Linked DNA regions of Mus musculus: regions 1 and 3 are each linked to region 2. Evidence: chromatin loops called from intact Hi-C (ENCODE). Cell type or tissue: left cerebral cortex. All regions are shown on one strand.

Region 1 (8,000 bases), 150 kb before region 2:
AGCAGAGGCCATCATCTGCCCATCGCTGTCCTCTGAGGCTTGGGTTCAGCGTTTGAATGCTTGAGTTTGGTTGCCTCATTGGTAACTAATTGGTAGGTGGTTCCTTTGTGGCCTTTGCCAGTTAGCAGACGTATGCAAATGGAGTCTTCACAGAGTTTCACTTTCCTTCAAAATACAGCCAAGTCTTCTATGAAATGGCGGGTAACAACTTCTGTTTCTCCTATTCAAGTTTCAGAAATTGTCAAGGGTAGATCCTACTTAACTGTCAGTGGTAGAAGTCCCAGAAGTGGATAAGTCATAAAATGTCATGAGTATACGTACAAGCAGTTAAAAAATTCCTGAGGCGGGCAGGAAGTTCTTCATATTTATCCACACAAAGGGCCTATTTCACAGTGTTTCTCTTCTTGGTTGTGATTAACATGAGTGGGCGTCACTCAGAATCAATATGTGTGTGTTTTGATTGAGACCTAGATTTTTTTTTTTTTTTACCCATTTTAAAGAAATACAGAAGATCTGAAGGGCTAGAACCCTTTTCCTTTAAAATAACTTAGAAGGCGAAACCTGTTTTCACTTTCTCTAGTGCGTGTGTGTGTGATGTGTGTGTGTGTGTCTGTGTGTGTGTGTATGTCTCTGTGTATGTCTGTATGTGTTTATGCATGCACATGTCTGTGTGTGTGTGTGTGAGTGCATGCATGTAAGCATGCAAGTGTTTGCGTATGTGTGTGTGTGTCTTTGTGTGTATGTCTGTGTGTGTGTGTGTATGTCTGGGTGTGTGTGAGTATGCATGCACGTGGGCCAGAGGTTGACATTTCTCAACACTCTCCACCTTGATTTTTGAGATGGGGTTTCTCACTGAACCCAGTGTTTGTAGAGTAGGCTAGAGTAAGAGAATGAATGCGCTTGCTTCCATTTTTCCTCCATCCCAGTTCTAGAGTAGCCAAAATTGTGCTTGACGTCTTTTGCAGGCTCTGAAGATTCAAACTGGGACCTCCACTTTTCCTCACTCCTTCAAAACGAAGATTTTAATTTCCCCTGGAGTCCCCTGTCTTCATTGACTTTTAAAGAAAACATTTTAAAAGTTTTAAAGAAAAACAGCTTCAAAGTCGCAATATTAGATCAAGGAGCTATAGGCAGAAATCTGTTCCTAATTGTGACTTTTTTCTTCCAGATTTAAAAAAAAAATAGATTGTGTACTTGACTAACTCCAAAGTTGTCAGTCAAAAGTGACTTTCCTGTCACAGATCATCCGGTGTTTGCTGAGCGGCTATTGCCGCATGCAACCTCTCAGAGCTCTTGGTCTGTGAGAAAGGCAGATGCAAAGGAACGCAGGATGAGGGATTCCAGAGACGTGGTGACCAGAATGTAGGCAGAGGAGGGGAGACACAGGTCATCGGAAGTCGGAGTGGGAGGCTGGAGGCCGGGCTGAGTGCTCAGGAAGTACTCACCCATTGCTTGCTGTTACCTAGGCTCAGCCTGGGGGGCTGCTGGCTTCAGTGATGCACACATTCTGTTGCACCCCTCCCCCACTCCCCCAGGAGGCAGACACAGATCATCCTTCTCATTCACGTGTGTGTGTGTGTGTGTGTGTGTGTGTGTGTGTGTGTGTGTGTATGTGTGTATGTGTGTGTGTGTGTGAGAGAGAGAGAGAGACAGACAGACAGACAGACAGACAGACAGGGATGCACAAATGCAGCTATGTGCTTCCGTGCACACACACGCCCCCTGTAAGTTTGTGGAGGGTCTGGGAGGAATTGACTTTAGAACAGGGTCTTGACTGAGGTGGTGGGGGTCAAGCAGAGCAGCCATGCTGTTTTGTACCTTAAACATGTCCTTAAACGTCCCTGGAAAAAGAAAGCAGCCTTTTCCAGTGAGGGAGAAGGACGCCTCTCCATGGTTATAAGTAGATGCTAGGTTGGCATTTCATACTTGCTTTTTTTTTTTAAAAATAGATTCGTAACTATTTTTTTAACCAGACTCTTAACTGTGGGATTTGCTTAGCAAACCTGAGTTGCAATTCCACTTGTAAGTGGTCTTCTCCCCCAAACTGCCATTTCTGGTGTCAGCTACAAGGACCTAGCACAGAGCTTGCAGCACCTCCCTAGCTCAGGCCCAGCTCCAAGGTCAGCTTTCTGAGTTGAGGCTGCGGGGAAGTTCATGCCGAATCCCCAAGTCCTGTCTCAGCCAAGGTGAGGCCTTGGCTAGGAATGGACAAACCCCACCTGACACACACAGACACACACACACACACACACACACACACACACACTACCCATGGTTAGGTGTTTACAGCATCTAATCTTCAGCAATTAAAGAGAAGAAGTGTGGGTGGGGTAAAAAATAGCAATACCCACATTGTGAAGTCTTTGAGAAAAACAGGAAACTAGTCTTTTTTAACCAGTGATGCCCAGAACTGGTTATTGCAAAGAGCTTGTTTTCCTAATGTGATGTGGTCAGCCCAGCTGTGGCAGAAGTTGAATTCTGCTCATTATGACGGGCGTCTGTGGATTCATTTAGCTGACAAACCTATAGACAGGCGAGCATAATTATCAGTGGTAACCTGGTCATTATGGCCGGATGGTGTTTGGGGAAACAATGTGCCCCAGTCCTGAAAGCCGGTGAGAACATATGAAATAAGAACATTTGACCGACCCAGAGTTATTTCCAGGAGTTGTAAACGAACCAGGCCTGTTTGTTGTAAAGGAGCTGATAGAGTTTCTGTCTTCATTATTTTATTTTATTTTATTTTAATTTTTAAGTTGACAGGCAGCACTGGGTGTTAGTATATATCATTTTGTGACTTGCTCATCAGCCCAAGCTTCATGTACAATGTTTTAAACTTCTCGTTGTTGGCACCCAGTGTCTGGTTTCAGTTAAATCAGTTGAGAATTAAAAGTGGGGTCAGAAATGACTTTCATCCTCCTCAAGGTCACATGGATTCCCTTGCCTTGGTGGGCAGTGCAGAAAGGAACGACCTTGGGGAACACGATTTAGGCAATTGTCAGCTAGACTTTTGGCCTTGAGGAAAGTGTAGGCTGCTTCAGAACCAAAGCAAAAGGAGAAATCCCCATGGTCTCCACTGCAGTCTTTCACTGGGTTAGTGTCAGACAGGCGGAGGAGGCTTCCCCTCTACTTCCTGCTGTGGGTTCTGGGTCACTGGGGAGCCCATCTCCACCAGCCCTCTCTGCAGACTGTTTCTCAGTGGCGGTGTCATCTCAGGGATGAAGGGGGGCTAGACTTTTTCAACTGCTTATTGTTTTGTTTTGGGTTTTTTTTTTTTTTTTTTTTTTTTTTTGGTTGCCAAGCCAAGCTTTGGGTCTGTGTAGTGGAGGCTTTACGCTTGCCTGTTTGTATCAGACTTTACAGTTGTCTCTTTAATAAGTAAGCTACTCGCCCTTCTCTTTTGTGAAGCCTGTTTTCAGTGCATGATCCAGGCAGCATGCCTGGGATTAGCAGTGCCCCCTCTCCAGCTGACTGCCCAGGCAGTTCCAAAAAAGGCAATCGTCCCTGCTATTGATTTCTGTGGAGCATCAGTCATGTTGGAGTTATTTACCACGAGAGAGGAGTAAGCGTCTTGCATCTGTCTCTTAGGTTTAACACAAGGGCACTGTACAGCAAGCCTGTCTCCATTCTGATCTAAGGAGATATTTTTTCCTCTCCTTGGAGGCAGCTTGGCCAGGGCAGTTAAGTGGATCTGGGGAGTATGAAGGTCTTGGTTTTTTAACCCCTTGCTGCTTCTTAGTGAAAAGGGAGGACAGTGGATGGATGCTGTCTGCCACTTAGCCCTTCCCAGGATGTGGTAAAGTAATGAGATAATAGTTGTTGAGTACACTCAAACGCAGATGAGAGATAGTTCTAAAAGTGCCAGCCCTTACTGGGGGGAAAAAAGCTAACAACAGAACTAGCAAACAAACATGTTTTATCAAGACTCAGATTTCAAATGCATCTTAAAATCTGGTGTTTCTGTGGGGAAAACAAAGCCCTGGGGCATTATGATAATGTTGAAGTGGCAGGAAAAAAAAAATGGATTGGTATTGCATTCACTTTGTACACGCTTCCATGGTGGTTTCTGTACATTTTCATGTTTAAAAATATAATAAAATTATTTCCATGCTCCTAAGAATGTACCTTCGGCACTACCCCATCTTGACAGCTCCCTTTAAGCCTATGAATGGAGCACAATATAAAAAACTTGGGCTGTGGTGTTGGAAAAGGACTGGAGTCCCAGGATCTATGTAGGGTAGCTAGCTCACAACCACCTCTTAACTCACTTCCAGGGAATCTGACGCCCTCTTCTGGCCTCAGTGGGCACTACACTCACTCATATCTGCACACTCAGCCATGCACATACATAATTAAAATTAAAGACATTTCTTTTAAAGAAAAAAAGTACTCAGGAGAACTCTTAGGAAAATGTCTTTTGTTTTTCTTAGCATAGTGTGAGCAAAGTGTCCCCATCTGTCATTCCCAATACTGGGCTCCCCACCAAAGGATCAGTAAACACAAAAGTTTTGTATCATTTGACCACAAACTTATCTTGCTGTTACCCTTTCTCTCAAGTGTGAGACTTTATTGAGCAGGTGTAGAGGGATAATTCACAGTCTGGCAGAGGTGGAGGGGGTGAGTGGGTTAGCTCACTGCCTGGTAGAGGTGGAGGGGGTAGATGGGATAGCCCTCTGCCTGGCAGGAGTGGAGGGGTTATGAGGGGTGGAGAGAGTGGGATAATTCAATGGCAGGAGTGGAGGTGTCAAGGGGGTGGGTGGTATAGCCCATTGTCTGGCAGGGGTGCAGGGGTGGGTGGAATAGCTCACTCTCTGGCAGGGGTGGAGGGGGTGGGATAATTCATTGTCTGTCAGGGTGGAGGGGATGGCTGGCTCTGCAGTCTTGCCTTGCAGATGGTAGGAGCCTGGTTCCCGGCTCACTTTCATTTTCTTTCTTGGGATCCATATCCTTGCCTCCTTATCTGTGAGAAGGAAGCAGGCCCCCTCCTGCTGGATGAGACTTGGTGAAGGAAGTTGGAGGTGACCTACTCTCAGCTAGAGACAGGGGGTCAGGGAGAGCTGACATTCTCTGCCTGGGTCAGGTAGCCATTTGTGGCAGAGTGGCCCAGGAAGACCTTTGCTGGGGAGAATTAATTGCTTTAATACTGACTGGCTGTAATCCAGCCCGTCTGGAGTTTGCTTCCTGCTCCTGGTTGTCATTTGAAGCTGGCTGAGGAACACAGTTGTTGTCTATGGACACACTTAAGAAGCAGCTGTGGTGTGCTTTCTCTGTACATAGGAATGCCGAGTTCCTGCCAGAGAAAACTTCACTTTTATCCAGGTGACACCACATTGATGAGTACTCTGCCAGCCTCCTTAATTTCATATCCTTAATTAAAGATCAGGTATCACGCTTTGATGAGTCTGAACAGTACGTTGGTTTTGGCTGGCCTTTTTTTTTGCTAAGCGTGATATCTTTATGGTGGAGTTGATACTCCTTGCAGTAGGGAGATTGTCTTGTGCATTGCAAAATATTTCCCAACATCCCTGTCCTCCACCCAGTGGATGACAGTAGCCCAACCCTACTCTCCTGCCAATCTTAACAGTCAGAAGGAGCCCCTTGCTCAATGTCCCCTGGGAGGCAAAATGTCTGCACTTGTAAGCCTCCATAGGCTATCAAGAAATCTGAAGCCTGTGCATCTGCCAGCCCCAACCAGACGTTTATCAGCAGCACAAAGCCTGAACTTAAGATCCAAGTAGGAACGCAAGGGTGGGGAGAGTTAAGTTTCTAAATAGTGAGTATTCCAGTTCCTAGTCTGTGACTGTGTGAGTAGCAATCCCTATCAGGGGACTTCCCCTGCTGGCTTGTGGCAGGAATTCCCTCTCCCCCTCTCCCAAAGGCTGGGACTTCCTTCTCAAGGACTGCCCATGCTTCTGACTCACTTAATTCTTCTGTCTCTTCTTTTCAATTTTCTTCCCCCTGTGGCTGCCAGTAACTGGACCAACCTTGCTGCCTCTGACAAAGACGGGAGCCATTGAGAGTGTCCCTGTCAGTGCAGTGCCAGGTCACTGTGTACGCCTCCAGACAATGCGTCTTGCTATTCTTACATGTTTGCTTATTTGATAGTTCTTCCTGGTCTTTTGTGGCCTATGTTGGGGAAGACTGTTTTATACACTATTGACTCAAGTCCTCAGTTTGGCGATCTGGCAAGAAACTGTGCCATCCGCGGTTGGCAGTTTCTGTGGTACTCTTATTACATTGCCTTAGGCTAATTCTAAATCCGGTTATGTAAGCGTTAGGAGGGGTAGCTTCGAGTGCCAGTTACCATTTGTGACATTCGTCTAGAGGGGAAACAGTCCAGATTTCCAATGCTAGATATAAAAGTGAACTTGGGGAATGTGACTCTTTTTAAATAAGATGAGGAGATGAGAGACAGGCGAGCAGGTGGCATAGACCAGCTGGTACCCATTACAAGTGAGGCTTTCCATAATGCTACAGGGAGATGCTCTTGGTAGCGAGGTCAGAGTTCCTGCTTCTGTGGGGCAGAGCCTTCCCCTTCATCCCAGGCTTAGAGAGCTGACAGATTGAAACAGCTGTGGCTTGCTCCTCTTCTAAGGAATAGAGGAAGCGTGCAAATATTTCCTCCGATCCCATTTGGACATGCCATGGAGCACAATCTTTACCAAATGCACAGTCTGCCAAGAGAAGAAAAGAATAGTCACTGTGAATAGAGATCCCAACGACCAATGACTGTAAGAAATAACCAGACAAGTTCAGCTTTAAAGAGAAAGAAAGCAGACCACCTATGCTGTACAAATTTGTGATGAAACTAAGAAAAGGTTAGTTACAAGAGAAGCACAAAACCCCCAAGTCCTTGTTTGTACGTCAAATGATGAAAATGGGAATCTCCAGTGTGTCACACCAGGAGACCCCTCCTCCTGGACCCTAGACGGTCTGAGTTCCCGTTATCCTGTGTGCATTCTCCCTTCCCTCTAAAGTTGTCAAGATGGACACTGTAGACAGGCACAGTTGACAAAGCGAGACTGTGAGAGTGCTGAGCCAGTTACTTCCTTTGGAAAGTTTCTAGAACACCTTACTGATGATTTTAAAGTTGGGTTCAGGCTGCCCCGAGACATTGGATAGTGTTAGAAATGAAATATTAGCCTGGTGGACACTTCCTATTCTGGGGGCTTCCGGTCTTGAATTTCAGAGAGCATGCCATTAAATAATATCCAGACACTGTGTGTCCTTTGTTATGGGACCAACCAGTCACAGTTGGTTTTCAGTAGTTCGGAGATCTGTGGGCATCAGAACCATGCCACACAGCACTGTACGTCTGTTTGTTGAATGAATCAGTGAATAAATGAGAAGGGAAAAAAACCAGTTCATCATGAAGAAGATTTGTATAGAGTGTTTATATTTATTCTTTGAGAATTTTGTACAAATGGACAGTGTGCTTGGTTATATCTCCTCCCAGTCCTTCCCTCCTCTCCTCCTGGGTGTCTCTAATACCATACCCTCTTCCCAACACCAGGCCCTTTTGTTTTGGTTTTAAGTCCACTGGGTCCAATTAGCATTGCTCATATGTGCATGGCCATCCACTGGAGCACGGGCAACCTACCAGGGAACATTTTTTAAAGGAAAAGTAAACGCTAATTTTTCCCTGGAAAAATTACAGGCATTTTCCAATAATTATGTTACTGCAAAATTTAAAAGAGCAGCATGTATTTTTTTTTCATTGTTGCTCTTAAGCAAGGACAGCAGGAATAGATGGTCATTTCTAGAGACAGAGGTCATGGCACCCGCTTGCCAAGTCATCTAGAGGGACACAGGTGTAGACAGTCTCTCAAGTATACTGATAGGTTGATATCAGAGAGTAACAGGCACTTCTTACAGCCAAATCAATTAAGACAATGAGTGAAGAAAAACGGTGGTTTGAGCTGCGTAAGATAGGTTTTGGTTTTGGTTTTGGTGCTGGCTGTGCAGGACTGAGCTTCTTTCCACGTCTGACAGCACCGAAT
Region 2 (8,000 bases):
ATCCTTCATGCTGCTGGGTTCTGAAGGTGACTCAATATTCTTTCCAATAATTTCCTATTCGTCGACTGGGCTTATTTGACTGGATTTCCGGTACTTGCTTGCAAAGGGACTTTCAAAAGACATTACTTTTTATGATAGAGTTCTGTTGCTGTAATCAGGACTGCATCCCTCACTGAATTGTCGCCCTCTATAGGATTGACTGCCCAACTTCCAGTGGCTTATGACACCAGTATCATAATCCACACTTAGACTCAGGGTGCTCTACAAACTGTTCATCTAACCCAGGTCATTTTCTCTGTCTCTTCCATATAGCCCCGTTTTTTGAGTCAGTCTATCTGTCTCTCTGTCCTTCTCACTCTCTCACCCTCTTCCTCTGCCGCACCTCTGTATTCAGAGGTCATCCTCTAGTGTTATTTCTGGGCAGCTCATCTTGATTTTGTGGTAGGCCAACACTGGACTGGAACGCACAATAGTTAAATCTGGCTGTCTACTGAGCCTCAGCTTCTTGTCCTACTGAGCCTTGTCATCAGTACTGTGACCACAAGTATATATCATGCTGTTCTTTTCACATTGGTCTGGGGACAGAAGTCCTATCTGCATGTTTTCGAGGTGAGCACTTTCCCAACTGAGCTATCTCCCTTGCTCCTGTCCTCCTTGTCTTAGTCAGGGTTTCTATTCCTGCACAAACATCATAACCAAGAAGCACTTGGGGGAGGAAAGTATTTATTCTGCTTACACTTCCATACTGCTGTTCATCACCAAGGAAGTCAGGACTGGAACTCAAGCAGGTCAGAAAGCAGGAGCTGATGCAGAAGCCATGGAGGGATGCTCTTTACTGGCTTCTTCTCCTGGCTTGCTCAGCTTGCTCTCTTATAAAACCCAAGACTACCAGCCCAGAGATGGTCCTACCCACAAGGGGCCTTTCCCCCTTGATCACTAATTGAGAAAATGCCTTACAGTTGGATCTCATGGAGGCATTTCCTCAACTGAAGCTCCTTTCTCTGTGATAACTCCAGCTGTGTCAGGTTGACACAGAACTAGTCAGTGCACTCCTCTTTAGAGCTCTCTAAACCTTATTTCCCTGTGTCACTGCCTGGGTTGGAATGGTCTTTCCTTTCTTCTTGGCCATACATGAGATCTGGATTAGACACTGGAAGCTTTTCAGTTTCATATATGACCACTCTGGAAAAAGCGGGCACAGTTCTTATTAACAGCAGCGAACAATTTGCCTAATGAAAACTGAGTTTAAACTGCTAAAGAAGTGAGAGAGCTAAACTGTGTTCTTGGCTCACTGGGAAGGAGTGTCTTCCTTTCATAAAAACTTTAACATTTCTCAGCACTGAGGGAGGAGCCAAATAGCACCAGTGTTCTCCCAGATGTAAAGGGCATGGTGGGGTCTGTATATAGAGAGAGCATAAAATAACTTATCAGACCCCTACTTTGTGTGTTCAGTGTCAATGGATTACACCCTGAACTGAAGCAAGAATGGCAGAGGAGAAGCCCACTGGATGAATGGTTTTAATACTGTCTGATGACAATAAAGCCAGAGATGCTGGAGTGAGTGGAGAGATGGATCAACAACGTCAAGAGTATTGACTGCTTTGCCAGAGGACCCAGGGTCAATTCCCAGCATCTACTTGGTGAGTCACAACCATCTGTAACTCCAGTTCCAGGGAATCTAAACGCCTCTTCTGACCTCTGTGTGTACCAGGTATATATGCTGTACACAGACATATATGCAGGAAGAACACCCCACATGGTAATTAGTAATAATACTATTAATAAAGCCATAGATGTTGAATATATTTCTGGTGGGAGGCCAGTGGAAATGGGAAACACTGCTGGTGTGCACGACAGGCACTCTCATTTTAGGTCCATGGAACCACGCCATAAAATAGTTCACACAACATTTGTTACAAAAAGAAGCCCAAAGAAATTATTTCTTTCAAATTTTAGGCAAAAGAAACCTAATCTGTACTTTGTGCCAATCACTGTCATGGTGACCCACATTCCTGTGGGACTGGCAGCACATGGTACCTACCCCTGGGCCTTCTCACTTGTACATTGGTCCCTTGCATTTTTTCCCTTATAAGAAGCAGTTTTCAATATCACAGGAGTGGAGAGGGATGCAGCAAGGACAGGAGGGAGGGGCTGAGTTAGAAAGAGTCATCAAAAAGCAAAACAGACAGAGTTGTGTCCTGCAAACACGACATACGGGATTGCAAGACTCTTTTGATGGCCGCGCATATGGAGAAGGGCTCTCACTGCTTACGCTCGCCACTGCATTTCTTCTCCATCCCTTCTGGCTTCCTGTCATCCCTTGCCAAAAGAAATGTTTTTCTGTCATTCTTTGAAATCATTTCAATTCTGTTTTGGAGTGGGCTCCAATTTGTTTTAAGTGCAGGATTTCACACCAATGCGGGAATCAAAACTTTAAAACTTGGGGGTAGAGCCTGAAGAGGAATAAATTCACTCACAGTGATTTTTTTTAAAAGGCCCTCATTGAGATCAAAACGTCTAGGTGTCCGAAGCCTGTTGCAATGCTGAAGATCTCACAGTGACTTCAAAAACTAGTTTGTAAGTCCCTGTCCAGATGTGGCAGTAGTGTTTGTTTGTGTGTGTGTGTGTGTGTGTGTGTGTGTGTGTGTGTGTGTGATTACTTTGCATGTGACAAACATTAAGACATTGGGGATTTGGTAAATTAGCCTTCCCAGCCACCAGGTGAAGCACAAGCATACAGGAGGACTGGGTTTCCCAGGAGAGAGGAGGAATCTTACAGGATGGAAACATGAATCTGTCTAGTTAACTTAGCCATAACTGCCAGTGTCATCTCTGGATTCTTCACCCTCATGCACACAGCCATACGGGTTTATTGTTTGTTTATTTTTGTTTGTTTGTTTTTGTTTTTTAATAGTTTTTTTTTTAAAGAAGAGGCCATCTGAAATGTTGGAAATTCGGAAATCTAAAGAAAGAACATTGTGCGTCAAAGATTCTAAGCTGTACAACCTGACTCAATATGAAGCACATGTTAAGAGGGTATGACTTTGGACAAAAGCCATGATTCTTCCTTCCCTGTGACCTGTGGGTCACTTGAATGCCTGTCTCAGGCAATGTCTTAGGGTGGAGCACGAAAAAAGAGGCAAATTTCTGGGGGCCACCTGGCTCATGAGGATAAAGATAATCTCTAATAACTCTCAATTCTTCCAAGCAATGCCATTGGGAAATTTCTTCTGGAGATGACCTAGCCTAGATGATCCCAAATTTTTGTCTTCCTGCGCCCCCTAGTGTGGGATGCTTAATATTTCCTGGGTCACAGGGTTAATACTGAAAATCTGTCCATTCTTAATTACCCTCTTTGATGAATGAGAGACTTAGAGGAGAGATAAATTAAAAATAGATTAAAGTTGAGGAATGGATTAGATTAGCAACTGTGAGAGTTTCAGGCTACACTTGTTTAAGAAGGGAATTGCCTTGATATGCTCAGGGCCAAGCTGTAAAAAAGGAGGCAGAGCTGTCATTGGGTAAATCAGAGTATATCAGACTTAAAAAGCATGCCTGCCATCATCAGGGGACCTGGTGAACGTATAGATTTTTGATTGTTTCTGCATGGGCCCTCCACCTCTGTGTCTTTATTACAGTCTCAAGGGAGGTAGAGGATGCTGGTCCATGGATGACTCTTTCCTCTATCATGCATGGCGGTGGCTCCCCTCATGCAGGGCCTTTGTGGCTCCGCCAACCCTTCCAGGAGTCCTCAGCCACTGTACAGTGGTTCCCCGAATTCATTTCATTTCAAGAACTTTCAGGTTGCTAGCTAAGTTTTCAGAACCCAAGAAGAATTTACCAGCAGAATTTACTGCTTGTAGCAGTGAGTGGCTCATCGCCAGCCATATATTACCTTAAGATTATTTGGGTAGTTTTTTTTCATCTATTATTTGCAGGCAAATGAGCTTTTGTACCATTTTGTTCCTTCTCTGAGTCCCTCACAGTGCAGGCCATATAGGAGATCTCTGTAAAGTGAGTGGGCAGCTTTCTGCTGTAGGCTTTGTCTCAGAAGTATGTCTGATCTCCTTGTAAAGAGTGAACTTTGAATCTGAGGGGGCAGAGGACAAAGGGTTGGGATGGTCTTGGGGCATCATAAAGGGACTCTCCCTATCATAACTAGGGAGAACTTGGCATCTTGTAACATTCATGATAAATATTCTTTGGCCTTGGACCTTTTACCCAAGAGCCTCCTTAAGGCCAAGGGTTCTTCTTCTTTTGACTTCTACTGAAGTTCACATCATAAACACTCTGTGTGAGACCATCCAGACTTCCCAAGCAGAGAAAGAACAAACCAAAGTGTTACGGAAACAGCACACACTATTAAAGAAAAAGTATTACATACTTTGGAAAACTAAAGGTGAAAATTTCAACTCAAGATAAAGTTATGTCAAGAGAGATTTGAAAATCTTTTTCTTTTTCTTTTTCTTTTTTTTAAATCTTCATTGTGATGGGTCATTTTATTGTGAAAGATGCTTACTGTGAGCTCTACCATGAGAAATGGGCTGTGGTGCTGAGGGATAGGCCAGACACTCAAGGGATGAGTGTGTATCACAGGTCAAATGCCCAGTGAGTGTGTATTACAGGCCAGACATCCAGTGGATACATGCGTTTCACAGACCAAGTGGAGGAGGCTATCCCACAGGCCAGATATCTAGTGAATGTGTGTCATAAGCCAGACATCGAGGAGATGAGTGTGGATCACAGGGTGAAAATTCAGAGGATGAGTGTGTGTCCCAGACCAGAGACCAAGTGTGTGAGTGTGAAGCCTGACTGAGGAAGATGCTGATGCAGGCTGTTTCCTGTAGCACTGAGTGAACTGGCTGTTCTAAACTTGCATCTCTTGTTTGCCCATGTAGTGAGTACATATCATGTGAGTTCTTTTGTGATTGGGCTACCTCACTCAGGATGATGCCCTCCAGGTCCATCCATTTGCCTAGGAATTTCATAAATTCATTCTTTTTAATAGCTGAGTAGTACTCCATTGTGTAAATGGACCACATTTTCTGTATCCATTCATTTGTTGAGGGACATCTGGGTTCTTTCCAGCTTCTGGATATTATAAATAAGGTTGCTATGAACATAGTGGAGCTTGTGTCCTTATTTCATGATGGAGCATCTTCTGGGAATATACCCAGGAGTGGTATTCCTGGGTCCTCAGGTAATAAATAATATGTCAAATTTTCTGAGGAACCACCAAACTGATTTCCAGAGTGGTTGTACCAGCTTGCAATCCCACCAGCATTGCATTTACTATCTACAGCATTGTCAATATTGGCACTCATAGGCAGAGCAGATGATTTCTGAGTCTGCTAACAAACTATAGTTATTTTAATTACCAGATTATTGTCTTGACCATCAGAAGTATCAGTTGAGGGAGTTAGTACCTATAGAATAGTCATAGTACCTGCCTTTCTATAACCTCCTCCTTTGGCATCTCTGTGAGTTACCAGCAACTTTACTTAAGTATCTCCAGTCAAGAGTACAACCATCTCTTGTTGTAAAGCATTTTCTATTGTTAGAAAAATAATTTGCCTTCACTGTTATAATTTTAGAAGCCAAGCGTAGAAGTGTAAAATTGAAATTGGGACTCTCTTTACCACTGTCCCTGAGTCAAGCCCCACTGACAGTTGGGATGATGTTCCTGCATCTTCTAGAATCTGCTCATGTGTTGAGAGCAAAAGTACAAACACTTACATTTTGAAAATGCATATTGAGTATAATTTAACGTTAGAGTGATCTTCATTTGTCAATTACTTTTTCTACAGCACCACTTTTAAATGTCATATAAGCATATTTAACTTCTAAATAGTTCTATTAGTAGGACCTTTTCTTTCTACCAAATACAAAATTTCTCCTTGTTGTTTGCCCTCTGAAGTCACAGCTGGTAAGGTACCAAACTCCTCTTCCCCAGGTTAGCTTTCAAAACCACGAAGAGGCGCTCATGCCTCCGGGAATCTATATTTTTTAAACAATTTTTAAAATAAAAATTTAGTTAAAATATAATTGCATTATTTTTTTCCTTTCCTCCTTCCAATCTTTCCCATGTCCTCTCCCTCTCATATTTGTGACCTCTTTCTCTTTGATTATTATTGTTACACACACACACACACACACACACACACACACACACACACACACACACACAGAAATACAACCTGCTATATTTATTGAACGTTGTGTGCACACGATTTCAGGGCTGACTACTTGGTACTGAATAACCAGTGAGGGGTGATCAGCCCTCAGGGGACTGATTCTCTGTGTCAGCATTGCTTAGTTTCCTGCAGTCCCGTCTTCGGCCCCAGGAGACACCCCCTTCCACAATGGTGTATCTATTGGTGTTATTGTGCAGGTTTTGTTCAGGCAGCCATATGGCTGAGGTACTGTGGGTGCAGTTTCCCTACCAATTCTAGGAGACAATCTTGCATCAAACTTCCCAGATCTTTGGTTCTGAAGTCTTTCTCTCTCCCACAACATTCTCTGAGCCTTTGATGCAGGACCTGTATTGTCTGTAGCCATTGGGGCTGGTCACTCTGGGATCAGCCAATCTCTGCATTTTGACCAATTGAGGTTTGGTGTAATAATCTCCATCTGCTGCAAAGGGAAATTTCACTTTTTAAATCCATTTTCGATATAAAATGGTAAATAATAGCTGCATATATTTAAGTAAAATTTTCTGAGCACCAAACATGTTTTTGGACTAATGACTCATCAAACAGTTAAGGTGGTACCCAGCTTCATTACATTCAAAAAGTTTGCTCAAGCCCTTTTTGTGTGGTGTGGTGTGGTGTGGTGTGGTGTGATGTGGTGTGGTGTGGTGGTGGTGTGTGTGTGTGTGTGTGTGTGTGTGTGTGTGTGTGCTTGTTAAGAAAACTTAACATGAACTCCAGTCTTCTAATTGCCTTGAGCTTATAGTTCTGTATCATATGCTGTGGTAGCTTGTTCAGCTATACATACCTAGTCCTTTAAGCATTGACCAATAGCTTCTCATATCCCTCCTTCCCCCAACTCTGGAAATCACTACACAAATCTTCGCATGTATGAGTTTGGTTGTGTTTGATACCTCATACATGTAGAAATATGCAGGTTTTGCCCTCTTTGACTGCCTTATTTAATTTAGTATGATAACCTCCAGCTTCACCCATGTTGTGATTTATGAAGGATTTTCTTCTTTTTAAAGCTTTAATGGTATTTCATGCCATGTATATACTGCATTGCCTTCTGTCTGATCCCTGATGGACATTTAAGTTGATCCTGTGTCTTGGACATTGTGAATAATTCTGAAAATGACAAATCTGTAAATCTGGTGGACAAAAAATCAGATGTGAAATTAATAGCTCGCATGGCAGTGCTATTTTAAGTTTCCTTGAAGAATATTTGAGAAGAATTCTAAGAACATACCATGAGTTTTGGGCATGCAGACACACATCTGCAATCCTCGGCCTTGAGAAGTAGAGGCAGGAGGTTCAGGAGTTCAAGACTACCCTCAGCTGCAATGTGATTCTGAGGCCAGCCTTGGCTACATGAGGTCCTTTCTTACAAAAAAGGGAATATGCAAAAATGAGGAAACATGGTGCTGAAAAAGTATATAGCAACATGCAAAAGGGTGGATAAAGACCCCTTCTTTATCTTATAATGTTTGCAGAGAGAGAGAGAGGCAGAGACAGACAGAGAGACAGAGACAGAGAGAGGCCTTTAAGAAGAAATGTGATCTAGATTAAGATCTGAAGAAGAAATGAAATTTATAGGTGTTAAATTCAACCCATTGCCTCAGTCTACTGAGAAATGCTTACATGTCAGTCTGACGTGTGTACGCTTTCATTTCATTTCTCTTTCTGAATTACAGAAATAATCATCTGAGTTGTAGACAAATGTCACCATTTATGTGCACAACATGGCCAGGGACCAGTTTTGATTGTACTCCAGATCCTCTCATGAACATTTCCAGATCCCTCTGGTGC
Region 3 (8,000 bases), 230 kb before region 2:
GGGTAGCGATTTTTTTTTTTAATGTCTTGACATTCGGTAACTGTGAAAACTGTGAATGGAAACCTAAAACATCTTAGTTATTATCTGCCTTAAAGCAGAACCAGAGTTCAAGTCTCAGGCCCGGAATTCCAGAGGCTAATTTCCACCCCTCCCACGGAGTCACCTGCTCCGGGGGAACCCCGGCCAGAAAGCCGGGTCGCGCCAGGTCAAATCTTGTGCGTCTCTTGTTTACTCCGCCCCGGGCAGGGCGGCGGCGCGGACAGGCGGGTGGGGAGAGGGTGCTACGGCCCCGGGAGCTCCTGAACGCTCGAATCCAAAGAGTGGGCGGCGCGCGGTCGAGCTCCGTGGAGAGCCCACCCGGAGGAGGCGCTCCGGGCGCCGGCACCGCCCAGAAGCCAGTGTCTGCGCTCCAGCGCAGCGACCTCTTGGGAACCTCCCTTGAGGGTGCACACGAGTCCACACACGCTGGGTAACGGCCCGAGGGAGCCCCGGTGTCCCCCGGGTGTTGCCGGGCTGGGGAGGAAGCCAGAGTCCCGGCCCCTACTCGCTTGGGATTCCCTTCCCCTCCCCCAGCCCCGCCCAGCTCTCCCAGGGCTGGGTGTGATTTCAGTCCCTAGCAGAGAACCAGAAGCGCGCAGCTGGAGGTGGCAGCTCGCCCCCTTTCCCCCGCTCGGCCCCCCAGGAAGCCGGCAGCTGCTCCCCGCACCGCTGCCCTAGCCTATTTGAATACCCAGACGAGGGCGGGCGGCTTCCTGAGCAGGGTGCACCCGGGGCGCCCTGGGGAGTGACCCCGGGGAAAGCAATTGGGGCGTTTCGAGCTCGTGAAAACTTCGTGCTTCCGCCCCGGCACGGAAAATGCTAGTGAAACACACTGTGAGCTCCAGGGGCTGCAACATAATTCCCCACCACCACCCGAATTGTTAACAAAATCGTGAGTGCAGCTGGAGGGTGAAGAGGCGAGAAATCCTTGGTACGCGGGCAAAATGTAAGGATCCCACAGATCACAAGGAACCAGTACGTGGGAAAGGGGGCTAGAGAGGGAAGGGAATGGGCGCGAAGGAGGTTTCCACACCCTAGTAGGAAATTCTCAGACCGCTCCAGACTCGCCAGTGTTTCTGCGTGGCAAGCCGATACCCGCTCTCAGCGGAGATCTCGGCTCCGAGGCAAGAGAGCGCGACCGCGACCTTCCCTCCCCGCGCGCCCGCATCAGGGCCAGTCCGGGTCGCACATCCTTCGCCCCGCTGGCCTGCTCCAGACTGGTTTTTCTGGTTCAGCCTCCCTCCCAGGGACGCGCTGGGGGATCCGATGACGTCGCTGGCTGAGTCTCTCCCTCTTCCTCCCTCCCTCCCCTCTCCCCCGCCCGCCCTCGCCGCGCACTCCTCCTAGTAACTTCTGTTCGGGGAGGCGCTGCCAGGAATAACCCGGTGCGTCCACAGCCCGGAGGGGAGGTGGCCGCTGCGGCTCCCGCACGCCGACAAACTGCGGCCCGGGTCCTGCGGCTCAAGCCCCAGCCTAGCGGCCCTGGCCCCCGCCCTGGCTCCATCTCCTAACAGTGTCCGAAAATAAATAAATATATAAATAAAGACAAGAGGAGCCTGGGCTGGCGGTGGGGATCGCCTCCCTCCCTCCTCCCTCCCTCCACGCCCGCCCTCCCTCTGTCCTTAAGGAAATGCTACCAGACACCCCCCACCAGACACGCTCAGCCTGGGCGAGGAGCAGCCGCCGCAGCAAGAACAAGGGCACCGGGGGGCTTTCCTCCCCTCCTCCTCTCTCTCCTCTTCCTCCTCCTGCGCTGCGGTGACTTTACAGGTGAGCGGCCGCCGCGGCTGCGAGGATCCCCCCCACCGCCCGCCGCGTCGCGCCCTCCTTCGGCCGCTGTCACCCGGACTGCCGGGAGCTGACAGCCGCCCGAGGGGCTCGCGGCCGGGAGGCTGGCGGCCGGCGGGAGGCGGGCTGGAGGTGAGGGGGTGGAGAGCTGGAGAGCGGGGCGCCGCCGTGCGCTGTCTCTCCCCGGTGGAGGAGGGTCTCCGCAAAAAGAGAAAGAAAAAGGAAAAAGAAAAAAAAAAAAAGACATCTTCGGTGACTGTGGCACAAGTATTTGCCAAGTTGAGTCTTGGACATTGAAGCTTGCCCGGAGCCCGAGCAACTTGAAAGGTCCTCTGGCTGGGTAGCAGCCTCCCTCCACGCTTCGACTCTTGGGTACTGGGTGCAGCCCTGGGGTGCGTGGAGGGCGCACCGGCCGCTGGCAGAGCAGAGCGGCGGGAATCTAGGTCCCTTCTCGGCTCGGTAAGTGGCCTCGGTTCTGTGTTTTTCCTGCCTGCACCAGAGATCGAGCTTGTTTCACTTTACCCTGAAATCGCCTTCGCCCAACTCCATCGCCCCCTTCGCGGCGCGCGCCCCCGGCCGCTTTCCTGGTGGCCCAGGGGTAAGGGTCGGAGGAGGCGGGGATGGGGGAGACCTAAGCAAGGGGGGGGGGGTCGGGCGCATTAGGAAATGCGGGGAATACCCTGGCCGAGGTTCTATGCAGATGAGGGGAGGCTGCTTTGCGTAATGTCCTGGGGGGAGGGGGCCGCGCGGGAGCGCTGGAGGCAGGAATGTGCCTGGTTACTAATGAGGGACGTGCACCGGCGCGCACCGCCGGGCCACCGCTGCGGCTGCCGCGGCCGGCGGTCCGTTGTCAAGTAGCGGGGGAGGGGGCGCGGCGCGGCGCGGGGCTGGGGGCGGTGCGGGCGGGAGGGCGAGCGGGCGAGCGGACGGCAAGGGCCGGGCTGCCGGCCTGCGGCCGAGCGAGCGCAGCGGAGGCGCTGGCGCTGGGCATTTCTGTGACTCCTTTCTCCTCCCGAGCGAGGAAGGAAGGAAGGAGAGAAGGAAGGAAGGAAGCGAAGAAGGAGGGGACTGTCTCCATGGAAGGTTCAGGCGGAGGCGCCCTCGCCTTGCGGGTGCACCGGCCGCAGAGCGGCTCCAGCCGCCGCCGGCTGGCCCCCGGCGCTTGGAGACGGGTGGGGGCGGATTGCATGCTTGTTTGTGCTTCTGGTCGGGGGATCGGGAAGAAACATGTGTGTTTGGGCAGTGCACCGCGAGGAGCTGGGTCTGCGCCTTTATGTCTGTTCCCTGAAGTGGGTGGAACGTTGGCCCGTTCCGGGAATGTTCCATGACGTGGTGCAGCCACAGGAAGGGGGTTAACGAGGGGCTCTCTGCCGCGGCGGCTCTGCTGGCTGCTATCAAAGCAGATGTGCTGCTGCCGCCGCACCTCTCACCTCCCTTCACCCCCAACCCCCTCCTTTCCATTCTGTGCGTCTGGTGCTGGTAGGGCTAAGACAGGAAAACATAGCGTCTATGTATGTGTGTGTGTGTGTGTGTGTGTGTGTGTGTGTGGTGAGGGTGATGTGTCTGTCGTATTTGGTGGGGGAACGACTCCAGATCAGCCTTGCCATCCCAGCTGTTATCACAGATCGGTGCGCTTTATACGCATGTGCCTCCCGCGTCCTGTCCCTCTTACATAACATATCCAGTGCAGCAGAGGACAGGAGAAAATGCGACCCCAACCCTCCACGCTCAGTCTCTGTGGAGGCTAGAAGGTCGGAGAGGGTCTCTGGATGTTGTGCTGCAGGGATGCGGCTCCCAGTGGGGAAGAGACCGAGGGGAAGCAGGGTCTCTTGTAGTGGTTCCTCAGTCGCCTACTTGAAAGCATCTAAGTGCAAAGGACTGCAGGAACTAGTCCTCTGAATGCGAAAGCTTTTGACTTGCGTCGCCAAGGGAAAGTGGGCGCTCTCACCTCGGAGACGCAGAGAAGAGAAAGGGTCTGTAATACAGTCGCCTGGAGGAGACCCGCAGAAACGTGCTTGGGCTGAGAACAGAGGGCAGAGGGGTTAGCATAGAGGCGACCAGAGGAATCTCTTGATAATAGGTTACACTGGAAACCCCAGGACACCTGTAATGGCTTAGAATTCACACAGGAAGCTGTGTGTGCAACTGACATTGCAAAACCCTTATGCTCTGCACAGTTATTTAGGCCTAAAATGAACACAGAGAGGCTTGCTTCCGGTCCTTTCATTATAATAGAAAAATTGAACTGATTTTTTTCGTTCTTCCTTTTCTGCCATTTTAAAAATAACTCTATTTAAAAACTATATTGGTACTTTCTTCCACTTCCAAAGCAAGACTTCAATAACTCACAGGAGGGCTGTTTTTGTTTCTTCTTCTTCTTCTTCTTCTTCTTCTTCTTCTTCTTCTTCTTCTTCTTCTTCTTCTTCTTGTCAATGCAGAGTCCTTTTCGAGGGCTATTTTTTTCTCTTCAGCAGTTTCTTTTGCCTGAATAATCAAACCCAGAAATTACTTGAAGTATTAATAAGATTCATACTAATTACATTTTCAGTACCCCCCCCCCCAGAAAAAGGCCATGGAACTTTAGACCCATTTCCTTTAGTGATAATGATTCTATTTGTCCTTGAGCAAACCAAGTTGTTTTAGATATATTCACATATCGTTACATACATAAATGTGTTAGGATCTGTGAATGCCTGGTTGCTTATATGTCTTATAGGCATGCCAAGATACAATGTTACAAGTTACCTAAGACGGTTGTATAATGGGCTTGCTGGGTTTGAGTTTTAGGATGCGGGTCCAGCAGTTTTATTAAAACTGGAACGCTGTGCATGTGAATAAGGTAGAACTCATTTTTTATTGCTAAGAGAAAATTCTGGTGGAGCCCTAACGAGTCGTGATATCAGGTTACAACTGCATTCTTATTCCAAGCAGTCAGGGAGTCTGCAATATCCACAGACGGACAGTGTGCTTCGAGTGTCATAATCTCTTTGACCACTAGGCTTGAAGTGGGCAGTATAGTTCTCATGTGCAGAAAAATAAAACATTATGATTACAGTATATATAATTAAAATAAATGTTATGATAAAATAAATAGTACAGGGCCGACTCTTTTGAAAATTATCTAATATAGTTTTTTTTGCTTTGAGAATAGGAGGGGCATAACACAATTGACATCTGTAATGTGTTTCAGTGATTGTATTTTATTAGATTAATTATTAGTACCAACTAATATTTATGTATTTAAAGTTGCTTAAAATTAAGTAGATTAAAGTTGATTTGGGACAGTTAAGGAGGATGGTAGTCAATATTAATGATAGTACAGATTTAGGATATGTACTGTTATATACTATAAATATAAGACAGATTATATTTTAACTGGTTAGATGGGGGGTTGGCAAAATAGTATTGACATAGATAAAACATTTCTGTAATAAATGCCATAAGAAGAATTTATTTCTGGTAACATGTCACATAAGGAAATGGTCCTGTTTGGCTACATTGGAAGGTTACCTAGCAGAATCTCTTGATTGATCAGCTCCCTTTCCATGGGATGCATTTACAGATCTTCTTGTTACTATGAAACAAAACAGAAGACAACATATACGCAGGCGTGCCTTGGAGAGTAATAGCGCATGTGTCAGCTTGAACTGTTGGCACTGTGACATTATTCAGAAGTCAGGTTGAGTGCCCTATGCTTATTCCGGTAAAATGATGAATTTTATTTTATACTTCGGCAGTGTGTTGTGTCTCTGTGTGTGTGTATGTCTTTGTGTGTGTGTGCGCGCGCTAAGGACTTCATTTCAGCCACAACAACAAATAATAAGTTTGCTATTTGTGTTTCTTTTCAGCTCTTGACTTGGTACCTGTAGCTAGCAGAGTTTACTTTGAAAACTTCAACATAGGAAAGACTGGTAGAAAATATTTGGCATGGTGAAAGTGTGGCGCAGTATTAGATGTGAAGTATTTGTAACCTGGCGTGGTGACTGTTCTAATACTGGGAATGTGGCTCACAGCAGTTGGATATGTGCTGTGGGTCGAAAGGCTTGCTCCTCTCCTGTTAGCTATCATACAGTTTTCACACATTACTTCACACCAATGCAGGGAGAACTTTTTGTTACTTTAGTCCTTTATATCAGACCTGCAGGTGGAGAAGTGGCTCTCTTGTATACCTCTACTTGAACATTTCAGAATTAGACTTCTCATTTACGAAGTTGCATGTGAATTCACTGTGGGTCTGTGGTTTGACTAAGCCTTGGTATGTTGGTGTTGTGACTTTTAGAGTGGCATCAGAGAGAGGAGCCAAGGGAGTTTGCTAACTCTGCTTCCTGGAGTTCGGGTTTCATCTGGAACCTCAAACTGTGCAGGTTAAGTGGGTGTGTTTTAGTCACTGAAGGTCTTCACTAATGCTGATGCTTTCGTGAGGGTTTTTCTTTGAAACTGTGGGTGAACATAGAGTATTAAAAAAAACAATAGGGAGGGGCTGGAGAGATGGTTCAGTTGTTAAGAGCACTGACTGCTCTTCCAGAGGTCCTGAGTTCAGTTCCCAGCAACCACATGGTGGCTCACAACCATCTGTGATGGGATCTGATGTACTCTCCTGGTGTGTCTAGAGAGCAACAGAGTACTCATATGGATAAAATAAATAAGTCTTTTTTTAAAAAAGAAAAAAACGATAGGAAGGCTTTTATGATAACAAAGTTGTATGTGCTTGAAGGAAATGTCTGAGAAATGGTGTTACTTTCTTACTGGTTCCTGGTGTCACAACAGAGCGGTGCTGCCTTTGTGTTGTTATGGTAAAACTTAAACAGTTTGAAAAATCAGTATTTGGTAAAGGTGTTAGACAGCTTTTAGGTCGTTTGGAAAACTATTTTAGCATTAAATTGTTGTGACCTAATCTAAAGCTTCACAAAGGGGATGTGTTTCTTGTCCCCATTCAAATTTGACTTCTCTGTGATGATCCAGTAACGTGGGCCTTGGTTGGCTATGTGTTTGAACTGAACCAGAGCTGATTGAGTTTCTGTCACCTTGGTCTGGAAGCAAGAGTCAAGTAAAGAAAAGAGGATGGGAAAGTTTTGAAAGAACAATGTAATTGTCATGAGGTTGGGAGATGTCCCTGTGTTCTGGGGCTGAAATCAAGCCAACGGGGGTGGAGGGCTGATAGCAAGAGAGAAGCGATAACAAGATAAGGCCAGACCTTGAGGGTCAGGCCTCCTCCTAGGCAGGTTGTGACCGCATGAATGATTATCCAACCAGGCAGAAATGAGGCCCGCTCCTAGCAAATTAGGCTGTTTGATGGCCATGTTATTGGCCAGGCTAGAAGATGGTTGTTGGAAAGTGAATGTCCTGGGGCTGGATGAAGATGGATAACAGACATCTCCTTTGTAGTGTTTGTTTATCAGTCAATCGGTTCTGACCCTATGGAAGTTTCTAATGGCACTGGATGCGCTGACTTCAGCTTGTACTACTATTTGTAGTCATACGGAGTTTATATTTCAAAAATATTTATTTGGGGACTCTAATAAGCTGGATTAGCCTGTATTATTGATCCAATTGATAAATAACTACAAATTCAGAGCTTTTTAAATCAGGGTCTTTGTGTTAAGTAACCAATTAATCTTTGGAGCCATGTATGAACTATGTGTTTCTCAACAACTAGTGAAGAATGAAGCTTTACAGTTCTCCAGATAATTTATTTACATGACTGCAAATGTCAGCATTTGATTTTCTATGATTTGGGGTCAGAGTAACATAATGTTGAAGGAAAAGAACTGGAAACAAAGACTTGTGAGGATAGCTTTCCTTTCACTTGTATCATTTTATTAACACAATCTCCATCTTATTTATTACTGGAAGATGTAAGTCTCAGTCCACAGTTCAAGTCCGGACTCTGTAGACAACCTCACTGCAAGACAACACATCACTTACCTCCAACTTTCAGGTTTCTTTTTTAGCCTGGAGAAGATGTATCATTTACCAGTAAACCTTACTTATACTATAGAATTAAAACGTCCAAGTCCTGGAAGAATAAAAGTGGAAGCTTCCTGCTTCCAAAACTGGAAAGAACAGAAGGAAGGAAGAGAGGATTTAAAACTGGGAGTTTTGAAGGCTGAATAAAAGAAATGAACGGGTGTGGTAGGGTAGAGTGGAGGCGGTGAGGTGGGGCGGGGCATAGG

Evidence for each region. Hi-C counts contacts between places; a loop is a spot of excess contacts. Peaks named below come from ENCODE experiments on the same cell type or tissue, not always from the same donor. Only the 100,000 strongest peaks of a DNase experiment are listed, where the experiment ranks them.
Region 1: it touches region 2 in a loop (2.5-fold over the local background); 5 of 42 quality-filtered maps call a loop at or near these places.
Region 3: a loop joins it to region 2, with 2.9 times the contacts of the local background. A loop is called at or near these places in 20 of 42 quality-filtered maps.

Annotation. Positions count from the first base shown.
Region 1 is chr10:14,042,829-14,050,828 of GRCm38, forward strand. All of the region lies in intron 1 of Hivep2 (human immunodeficiency virus type I enhancer binding protein 2), which reads left to right. Among named protein-coding and RNA genes, the nearest start is that of Hivep2, 80 kb to the left of the region's middle. In left cerebral cortex, CTCF peaks have their summits at 4,290 (motif pointing left) and 5,854; DNase peaks (open chromatin) are centred at 2,035, 3,493, 4,293, 5,897 and 1 more place; H3K27ac peaks cover 3,753 bases.
Region 2 is chr10:14,197,278-14,205,277 of GRCm38, forward strand. No RefSeq gene overlaps it. Among named protein-coding and RNA genes, the nearest start is that of Gm51759, 74 kb to the left of the region's middle. In left cerebral cortex, CTCF peaks have their summits at 186 and 3,293 (motif pointing left); DNase peaks (open chromatin) are centred at 2,204 and 3,270; H3K27ac peaks cover 1,559 bases.
Region 3 is chr10:13,964,412-13,972,411 of GRCm38, forward strand. It overlaps Hivep2 (human immunodeficiency virus type I enhancer binding protein 2), which reads left to right and starts at 1,968. Exons shown (of 9, transcript NM_010437.2): 1 at 1,968-2,286. In left cerebral cortex, CTCF peaks have their summits at 421, 1,899 and 4,821; DNase peaks (open chromatin) are centred at 345, 582, 1,340, 2,008 and 4 more places; H3K4me3 peaks cover 5,771 bases; H3K27ac peaks cover 4,737 bases.